2 separate regions of the Mus musculus genome follow, and region 2 is linked to region 1. Evidence: chromatin loops called from intact Hi-C (ENCODE). Cell type or tissue: left cerebral cortex. All regions are shown on one strand.

Region 1 (5,000 bases):
TAGTAAACCCTATTAACAGTTTAATTAGCCAAGAAAATGGGAAGGAGACATTTAGCACCAAAGGAGGAGTGGCCAGAAATTGAAGACAGAACCTTGGCAGTTATTATATTTGTCGAGGACATGGGGAGGAAAATATTTGAAAAAAACAAGGAATGAATTTACTTCATATAAACTAGTGCAAAAGAATATTTCATGAGACCAGTGAACAGGGAAACATACATATATGTTCACATGTGTAGCTTAAGAAAGGGAAAAACCATGGGAAGATCCAAAAGAAGAAAGCACTAGAATAGTTCTCACATATGGCTATATTATATAGCATTGGGAGACAAACCAGACAGCTTCAGGCCTGTCTCTGTGTAACTTTCCACCACTATCTTATTGCTGCCCTTTAAAGGTCATTTTAGGGGCTGGTGAGATGGCTTAGCAGTTAATGGCACATAATGCTGCGCAGATGACCTGGGTTTGGTTCCCAGTACCCACATGGCAGCTTTTAGCTGCCTGTAACTACAATTCCAGGAGAGCCAACACTCTCTTTGTCTCATTAGGGTACCTGCATGCATGTGGTCAACTTGACGTAAACAAGCCCAAACATATACATATAAATAAATAAACCGTTAAACTTAATTCTGACTTCTTTACAGAGATCATTTGTCTTATCGTGCCTATTTATTTCTCCTTTGTTTTGTTTCCTCTAGGAATTTATCATATTTCGCTACCCAAAGCAGCCCTTCCGCTGTCATTTTGAACCTCTGGGAAGCTCGTCATCAGCAGGATGGGGACCTCGACTCGCTCGCCTGTGCCCTTGAGGAGATTGGGAGGACACACACGAAACTATCCAACATCACAGAGCCACAGATTGATGATGCTGACTTCAACTACAGCAGGCAAAATGGACTCTAGTCTGTTTCTTCTCCGGAGGCAGCACTAGTGATGGCCTGCTTCAGAGCAGTGGCTTCAAGTGGGGAAGACAGGGCAGATTTCTGCCCCGGGGCATTTGGGGGGGAACTCAGCCTTTATTGAGAGTCAGTGAGAAACCCTGGATGAAGAAAAGGAGTTTGATATAGGTAAAAACATGTTAACGGTGGGGGAAAAAGAGAACCCCGCTATACCCTCTGAATCCACACATGGGTAGACATTGGATATGCTCCTCAAATTCAGACTGCCGAGGATTAAAAAGTGAAGGTATCTGTAGATACAAGTAGTTTTGAAAACCAGATACACAACAATAAAGCCGGGAAGGCAGAGATTTAAGTGCATGCTTGGAAACAGGTTTTTAATGACTTGCCCCACGGGCCAGATGATCCTGAGACCAGATTTTCAGATTCCAACCGACTGGCATCCCAGAGGTTGGAAATCATAATAAGACTAGCTTTCAGAAGTGAAAGCAGATTGCCAACTTATTAGTAAGATGTCATCAATGTCAGGGAGGGCATTTAGAATTTAGAATCTGAGTACATGACACCAGCACTTATTATATGAGTCACTTAACAGAGACAAGATCAAGAAGGGAGATAGACCTCAAACTAGTTCTTGGTACCTCACCTTCATCCCCCACCCACCCACTCCCGAGACAAAACTCATTTCTCTCCTATCCTAAAAGATTGCAGTATGGAGACAGTAAAGAACATAGTTATTCATTTCAATATGGAAACATACTTCCTTTAACTCAACAGAGCAGGACAAACAATCTCTGTTCCCAGCCAAGCCACTCTAATGTCAGAGTGCTGTTATAATATGACTTATTCTATGGAGTGTTGATAAGAGAGGCTATACAAGGTCCAGGAAAATATATAGACTACAGATGTCCCAGGCTTTGAGTAAGCGCTGATTTTAGGAGATGGGTAATTAACCCAAGTTCTCCAACATTTTTCACATAAGAAATGTGTTTTGCTGTGTTTTTTGATCCAGATTCTGGAAATCTTCTAAACTTTTGTACTATGCTGTCATAGTATGTTTCAATAGGGCTTTAGGACCTCCTGCCATCGTCTCTCGGAAACTTACCTGATAGCCTTTCTGAGTAACACCTGAGTGAGTGAGTGAGTGAGTGAGTGAGTGAGTGAGTGAGTGAGTGAATAAATGTCTCCAAGGAAGAGAACCCTACCACACTTTCCTAGGAACCATACGCATCATTCAGAGAGACTTCTGTGCTCTGACTGCCTAGCCACACCATGTGTACTTTCTCCTTAACAGTATTAACTCATAGCTTTCATTTTAAGTTACATACACACACACACACACACACACACACACACACACACACACACCAATAGTATTTTAGAGAATTGAAATCTGTAGATTATTCACAAGCTTCATCTTATATTTTACGACACTTTTATATTTGAATACATCATTTTGACCAATATTCTGAGAGACTGAAGATGAACAGATATACTCTTCTTCTGGAGGAAGTTTTCAGTAACTGCCCACAAGGAGGACAACCCAAGCCAACCACCTACATTAACTTCCAGGCAGCTACTTAGCTTTTTTTTTTTTTGAGGATGATTACGTTTGAAAAAGCATGATCAGAAATAGGACAAAAAAGAATCCTTGGGAATGAGGACATGACATGCTATTGTTTTTATAGGTCCTTTGTGTGAAAACAAATGCTCGCAACCTCTTCCCAAGTGGAAATACCTAAATTCAGGTTGACGTTATAACCCCTTGGAACAGACATTGAAGAATTCTTGAATGTGTTAGCTATTTTTATCTAACGAGCATGTGATATATCAGGTCCTCCATATCACATAAAAGGCTTTGCCGTGTGCAAATCAAAAGAACCCGGGTTGCTTTGCTCAGGAATGAAAGGCTTACTCTATTGAACAAATGAATCATCTTCGAACTGACAGACTTAGTCAGAATGCCATATCTGGATCAGGAGAACACCATTTTCCCTTAGACTCAAGTTATTTATTCATCCTTGTGAAGAAGAAAGAGAAAAGGCATATAGAACTTCTTGGCATCACTGATAGAGTTTCTGGGAGAAGAGATGTAAATGGTTGATGAGCTACAAACCAGATGACGATGAACAGTAGGGTCGGGTGCGGGCAGAATCGGCATCACTTGTTAGGTAACAAACTATTTGCAACACACTCTAGAGAGATCCTATATTAACATCTATGTGGAAGATTTTTGTTTTACATTTCCTACCCTATCCACTTCTCTTCTTTCCCTTCCAATTGGCCTTATAATTGTTTATATGTTTTGTGAACCTACACACGTTCTTTGTAGATTTTTAACAGCTTTTTTATAATATTATAAACAGATAAAAAATTGTAACTGTCCTGGCATCTGTGTAGGTTATTTTAAGGTGAGGTAGCAGGAACAGCATGAAGGTTGGTCCCATGTGTCTGCAGTTGCCCCCATTAGATTCAGGTTTTGTGTTCTGTTTGTTTGATTTTTTTTTTTTTGGCCTGTGTTTATAAGTGCACTTGATCATAATATCACATGAGGTAATAAGGGAGGCGTCAACAGGAGTCACCTCACATCCCAGACCATGGTTCAGTGAGGTTCCCCTTGACTTTTTATGTTTCCTTCTTTATATCTATCTTATTTCTGCTAGGATGCTACACAGGATTTTAAAATAAATATGTCACATTCTGTGGTCTTTGAATGCCAGGGTTGTGGTATAATATTTTACAGTGAAATTTCAAAGAGAATCCTGGTCTGTGAGATTTACAGACCAAGGGATTGTGTGTGTCCAGGGAGGGTCTGCAGGTCTCAAGGCTTAGCTCACACTTGAACATGCAATGACTCACTGTGACCCCAAGCTTTTGCATGACTTTCACCTGTCACAGCTCAAATGCCCATCCTGGAAGAGGTTTCCACATTACTCTGGGCGCTAAATTCGGAAGTGTCACTGTCCTAGTGCAAGATAAAACAAAAATTAAAAGTGTCCTTAAATACTTAAAAACATAAATTTTTTACAAAAACAATCCTACTCAATGCCAAATTTCTCAGTGCTTGGAGACATTAAATCTATACTTTAAATATGAGTTTAAATTTTGCCACAAAAATGGTGAGATCCACAGGTTTGCTAGACTACAGCAGCATTACGTTAATTTACAGTCTCTACCACTCCACATACACAGTCTGAGTAGTTTACATTTGCATTCTTTAATCCAAAAGGAAACTTGTTCTGTGGTTTTAAATGCTACCTTCATTCACCAGTGCGGGTAGACTCATAAAACTCAGATGTACTTCCACAAAATTTTATTGGCCTTTTTGTAAGGGATGAAGGGAATTGAGATAGTTTCCTTTAAAGAGAGGAACTTTTCTCTTATTTTTATCTCCAACTGCTGTGGTCCTGGTATTTTTTTTTCTTCTTCCTCTTCATTCATTTGGCTATGAGAAGGACTATTAAGTCCAATCACACAGGGTTCTCTTTGGAGTAAAATATTTATTACAGTGATTTTGTTTCCTGGACAAAACAAACAAACAAACAAACAAAAAACAAACAAACAAAAAAACCCTCTAAATATCAAACATGAAAAGCAAAGCTAGAAAATTAAAATGGCGTGAATGGTTTTATACATTTTGACCGAATTTACCTGTGACTTTCAGAATGTTAACAACATCTTTGGATATGTTTCTGTTTTAGATTTTTCCTTTCAGATATTTTCAGTTTCTTGGTCTGCCTGGCCTCTGTAAATGTGTTGAATGATAGAGCTATCAGGCATGCTAAGGCAACACTCTCTGAGGTCTTTATTCCAGCAGAAATGAGGAAGGAGCTGAAAAACGTGCCTCTCTGGCCTACTGCGCGGCCCATTTTCATTCTATTGCTCATGAAGCATTGCAGAACCTGAACACTTAGTAACTCCCAAAGCCTGGACTACAGGTGACAGTCACAGCACCTGCAAGAACAAAAGCGTGGGCTTACCGATGGTGACCACATTTTATTAGCCCTTTGGTGTTCATTGTCATAGAGCTGTATTTGAACATTGATGCTTTGGGCCAAGACTTGAATGGCCACCGTTTCAATAGTTGCCACTGTTTTTGTC
Region 2 (5,000 bases), 150 kb after region 1:
CATGGAGGCATGATTGGTGCCCCTCTGGGTTGCTGAGTCTGTGGCAAGGGTTGAATGCTCTTACTTTGTCCAAATAGAGCAGCTTTACATAGCCAGAGAGAAGACTAGAGATGCCACTCTCTGATGGGATTACTTGAGAACATCCAAAACAAGGAAAAACATATTCAGGGCTCAAAGATGGTATGAAGACGATAAACTGATCTGAGGAACAGAAGGCATGCTGATGGGGTAAGAATCAAGAATCGTTTTTTGTTTTTTGTTTTTTTTTCAGATCTTTTACTAAAGCTGGAAAGAGGATGGATGTTTAAATTAAGCAATGCAGGAAAGTGGATGGAAGCAGAAATGGTACCTATTATGCCCGGAACCCTGCAATGTACTAAAAGTATTCAGAATGCATGTCTGTTAAAGTAGGACAAACATTATGGTAACTGGAACAGTTAGTAAGCCATATTACCTAAATGCAGAAGCAAAATGAATCAGAGGGTGGGGATGTGAGGACTGGAGGACTAGGGACATGAGCTTTTGTGTACACTGTGTCCTGTTACGTCTCAAAACACTGTGCCCAGATCACCCAATCTAGGGTTTCCTTTCTCCTAATCCCTCCCTCCTACCCAAGTATTATAGCACCTTCTTTTATTTCTTTCACAGGAACATGATAATTCTGTAACGAACTAATCTCTTTCCCATTAAGAACACAATACTGAGGGCACAGACCTCCTAGCACAGGGCCTTGCTTTGAACACACAGACACTCAGGAAGTGTACATGGGAACCCTTGTTGGTGCTACAGTTGATGGCAACGAGGTAGGATGGGTGAGAAAGATCTCTTTTTTCTTGTAGTATCTGAACTTTTACTTCAGAAAAGTCTGTATGAAATTGCTGTTTTTTTATACAGTGCTTTGCAATGACGTGGAAGGTGAGGGAGCGGGAACAAGATGCCCTGATGAAAAGCCCTGGAGCTTGCAGGCCAGCCTCTTCCCAGCATCTTTGAAGATCATTAGGTATCTCCTGGTCTGCTCCTTTCTGCTTGAGGAGTTGGCTGCTGTTCCTGAAATTATTATTTTTCCCTTCTATTATGCTTGTCTGATGTGGCACTTTAATGCCTTATAGATAAAATGGTTTCTGTCAGCCTGCACTTCTCAGGCCTGGAGAAAGTTTTACTGCTTCATAAAACCCTGTAATGCCCCAGTGTTTAAAGAAGATCTATCACTCTATCAGCGGGTCTTTATGGGCTCTGTGTACGTCTTTTTTTCTTCTTCTTCTTTTATCTTCGCAATGCAAGGTTGGTTCCTGAAGCCAAAAGGGGACAGAGATGAATGGATATGTGTGTGTTAATGAACGTCAGGAACGCTGCTCAATTTATACTGAGGCAGAATTAAATAGCTAAAGCAAATTGTAGAATACCTCTCAGGCAATGGCAGTAAGCATCACGAAGGAAGTCTAACGTACAAATGTGCTGTAAGTGATCACAGGAGGATTACGGTTTCATTCACTGGTTTAGTTAGAGAAGCTTGGGCATTGCTGTGTTTTAAGTTTCCCTCACCTACCAGATGCTTAGAGACTTGATAACCCTTTACCTAGTGGACAGCCAGCATTGGTCACAACCTGCTTCTAGCCACCTGTTCCACACAGATGTCTCTGTATGGGCTGTAAAATTGTTAAAATGCATCCTTTCAAACTGAGTAAGCTGAGAGGAGAGTTGCCAGGTTCCAGACAGGAGACATGCTTCTCTCATGTGCTATCTAAGAATCTGAAGTCTGTTAGCTGTAATTAGCATAGTGCTTTCAAGTTGTTGGTGTTGTTGCGTGGTGTGTGTGTGTGTGTGTGTGTATGTGTTTATGCATACATACCTGCATACCTTGGGGCTATTGTTGTTGTTACTGGTAGTGTGTGTGTGTGTGTGTGTGTGTGTGTGTGTGTTCATGCACACAGACCAGTATGTCTTGGGGCTGTGTCTGTATATGTGCATGTGCTCCGGAGTGACCAGTGTAGAGCTGTGATGGAGGGAGTCTGGTTTCTACTCCTCTCTGCAGTACTGATTAGTCCCCATGTGCTCCGCCTGCCATATGGACAACACTTCTGTCTCCCACCATCACAGGCGTCACATCATCACCTGCACAGATGGATGGAAATGACCTCATTGGCTGTCAGCAGGTACTCCTTGCCCCCTCTGTTCACGCTCTCTATGACAGTGCACAGGAACCTTATTTTCAGGAGCTCTCAGTAAGCAAATGAGCATCTGTTTCCTCACTGCTGAACAATTTGTTTTGTTCAGTGTAGAAAGTATTTCCAAGCTAGTTTCTGAATGCTCTGTGCTTTTGATGACAACCATGATGGACAAACACAGAACAACAGCAACAACAGCAAAATGGGAATGGAGCCAAGGATACTTTGGCAATTTAAACCAAAGGAATTAAACAAATAATATGGACATGCTGTAGGATTGGAATCAGCAACTCCTCCAGGGTGTGCCTTCGAACTCTGATCCACAGCACACAATTTTGCAGTCCTGTACTTGGCCAGAGCAAATACATATGAAGTCATCGTTCTATACCTTTCACAGGGGTGGTAGGAGTGCAAAATTTCCAAAGTACAGAGCACCTCTTTTTGTCCACAAAGTAATTATTTTTTACCTCCAAAGATATGATTATTATTTGATTTCTCTAAACTATCTTTTATTTGTTCCTCTACAATTTCATACATGTATGCTGTATGTCTTGATGAGGTCAGTTGTTCTCATGTTGGGCAGATGACTTGCCTCCTTTCTGACTTGCATCTTGCCGAAGAATGCTCTCTAAGAAGGATAGGTGTTTGGGAAGGGCCAAGCAATATTAAGAAGAAAGAGAGGTTACATGTCAGACATATCATCAGAACAGACATCTTCCATATATTGAATTGTGTGATGATACCCTTCAAGTTTTGGTTCCCCATTCAAAGAAAAAATAATATGTGTGGGCTTAGGTGACATATGCTCCAAGGTAGTGCTTTCCAGGGTTATTGCAACATGGATGTTAAGTGTTCAAAGGCTTTGTAAACTATACTGTGCTTATGTGTCATTAATCATTAGACATGTAGGGCCAGACTCCGTTAAGGAGGTAGAGAGTTGACTCCAGTGAAAGTTATGTTCCCAGGAAGTGAGCTGAAGGAGAAAAACTTCACAGAAGCATGTACAACTCACTTTTCAAGTTCTTTGTCTCACCTTCTTCCTAGTCTCCAAGCACTGAGCATTGACAACCATCAAATAAGAAGTATCTTTATTAATCTCTTTCATATTACCATCACTGAACTTATAATTAATGCATCCTAATTTCTAAAAAGTAGTAGCCAAACCCCAGCAGATGATCACGCCAAGATGTGAGAATAAATGTTTTTGGAATAATCATATAATGATGCGTGAAAGAATCAATTATGCCATAAATAATAATTGTAAACAAGAAGCATAGGACCAAGTTAGTTTTGACAGTCAGATTGTTACAGTCTGAAGTTGACTAAGGAACTGTCTATAACAGAGTGGCCTGTGGTTATATCTGTAAGGGTTATCTTGATTGTTCATTGATATAAGTGGACCCAACTCTCTGTGGGTAACGCTATATAAGAAAACTAGCTAACCATGAGCTTGCTCCAGTCTTCTTCAAGCAGTAGTTTTCCATGAGAAGTTTCCTGTTGTAAACTCTTCCTTGAGCTCCTGACTTGACTTCCCTCAATGACACACTGCAACTCGTAAGCCAACACAAACAGTTCCTTCCTCAAAATTGCTTTTGGTCATTGTGTTTGTCTCGGCAACGTAATGAAAAAAGGAGAGAAAATATTGTGGCGTTGACACCAAGCTATGCAGGTGTGAGCAGGGTTTTTCCTGAGCCGTGATAATAATGAGTTCCATTTTCATTCCTGCTTTTCCGGGATGTCATGACACAAGTGAATATCAGATTTTGTTTAAGGGCTAATTGAAAAGACTAGAAGTCTTCTTTTCTGTACAGGAGTCAGCAAGTAAGGCCTTGCCATCATTTTGCAGTGTGAAGTAATTAATCTGCTTCCTTTCCAGAGTAGAGACTGAATCTTTGTAAAGGACAGACCCTGTTAATAGTATGTTGTGATTAGTTGGAGACCCAAGTCCACTTAAAGAATTCTTTAGGTAACAACATAATCAGGTTCTAGATTCTAGTATTTTTCTTGAATTCATGAATTTTTTTTAAAAAATGCTCTTTAACAACTTCCTGAGAATATTCTGTCTCTTCAAGGATAGATATTCTAACTGGCAGTTATCATGTAGAAGAATGCGAAATGATCCATTCCTATCTCCTTGTACTTAGGTCAAATCTAAGTGGCTTAAAGAACTCCACATAAAACCAGAGACAGCAAAACTTATAGAGGAGAAAGTGGGGGAAAGCCTCGAAGATATGGGCACAGGGGAAAAATTCCTGAATAGAACAGCAATGGCTTGTGCTGTAAGATCGAGATTCAATAAATGGGACTTTATAAAATTTCAAAATTTCTGTAAGGCAAAAGACACCGTCAATAAGACAAAAAAGCCACCAACAGATTGGGAAAGGATCTTTACCTATCCTAAATCAGATAGGGAACTAATATCCAATATATATAAAGAACTCAAGAAGGTGGACTCCAGAAAATCAAATGACCCCGTTAAAAAAGGGGGCTCAGAGCTAAACAAAGAATTATCACCTGAGGAATACTGAATGACTGAGAAGCACCTGAAAAAAAGTTCAGTATCCTTAATCATCAGAGAAATGCAAATCAAAACAACCCTGAGATTCCATCTCACAGCAGTCAGAATGGCTAAGATCAAAAATTCAGGTGACAGCAGATGCTGGCAAGGATGTGGAGAAAGAGGAACACTCCTCCATTGTTGGTGGGATTGCAAGCTTGTACAACCACTCTGGAAATCAGTCTGGCGGTTCCTCAGAAAATTGGACATAGTACTACCGGAGGATCCCCCAACACCTCTCCTGGGGTTATATCCAGAAGATGTTTCAACCAGTAAGA

The links. Hi-C counts contacts between places; a loop is a spot of excess contacts. Peaks named below come from ENCODE experiments on the same cell type or tissue, not always from the same donor. Only the 100,000 strongest peaks of a DNase experiment are listed, where the experiment ranks them.
Region 2: it touches region 1 in a loop (2.2-fold over the local background); 1 of 42 quality-filtered maps calls a loop at or near these places.

Annotation. Positions count from the first base shown.
Region 1 is chr8:28,648,671-28,653,670 of GRCm38, reverse strand. Unc5d (unc-5 netrin receptor D) reads left to right here. Exons shown (of 18, transcript NM_153135.3): 18 at 699-5,000. The coding sequence ends at 903. Among named protein-coding and RNA genes, the nearest start is that of Gm32505, 47 kb to the left of the region's middle. In left cerebral cortex, a CTCF peak has its summit at 2,442; DNase peaks (open chromatin) are centred at 2,493 and 2,833; H3K27ac peaks cover 807 bases.
Region 2 is chr8:28,500,828-28,505,827 of GRCm38, reverse strand. No RefSeq gene overlaps it. Among named protein-coding and RNA genes, the nearest start is that of Gm26795, 90 kb to the left of the region's middle. In left cerebral cortex, no CTCF peak of the experiment used is centred here; DNase peaks (open chromatin) are centred at 440 and 2,162.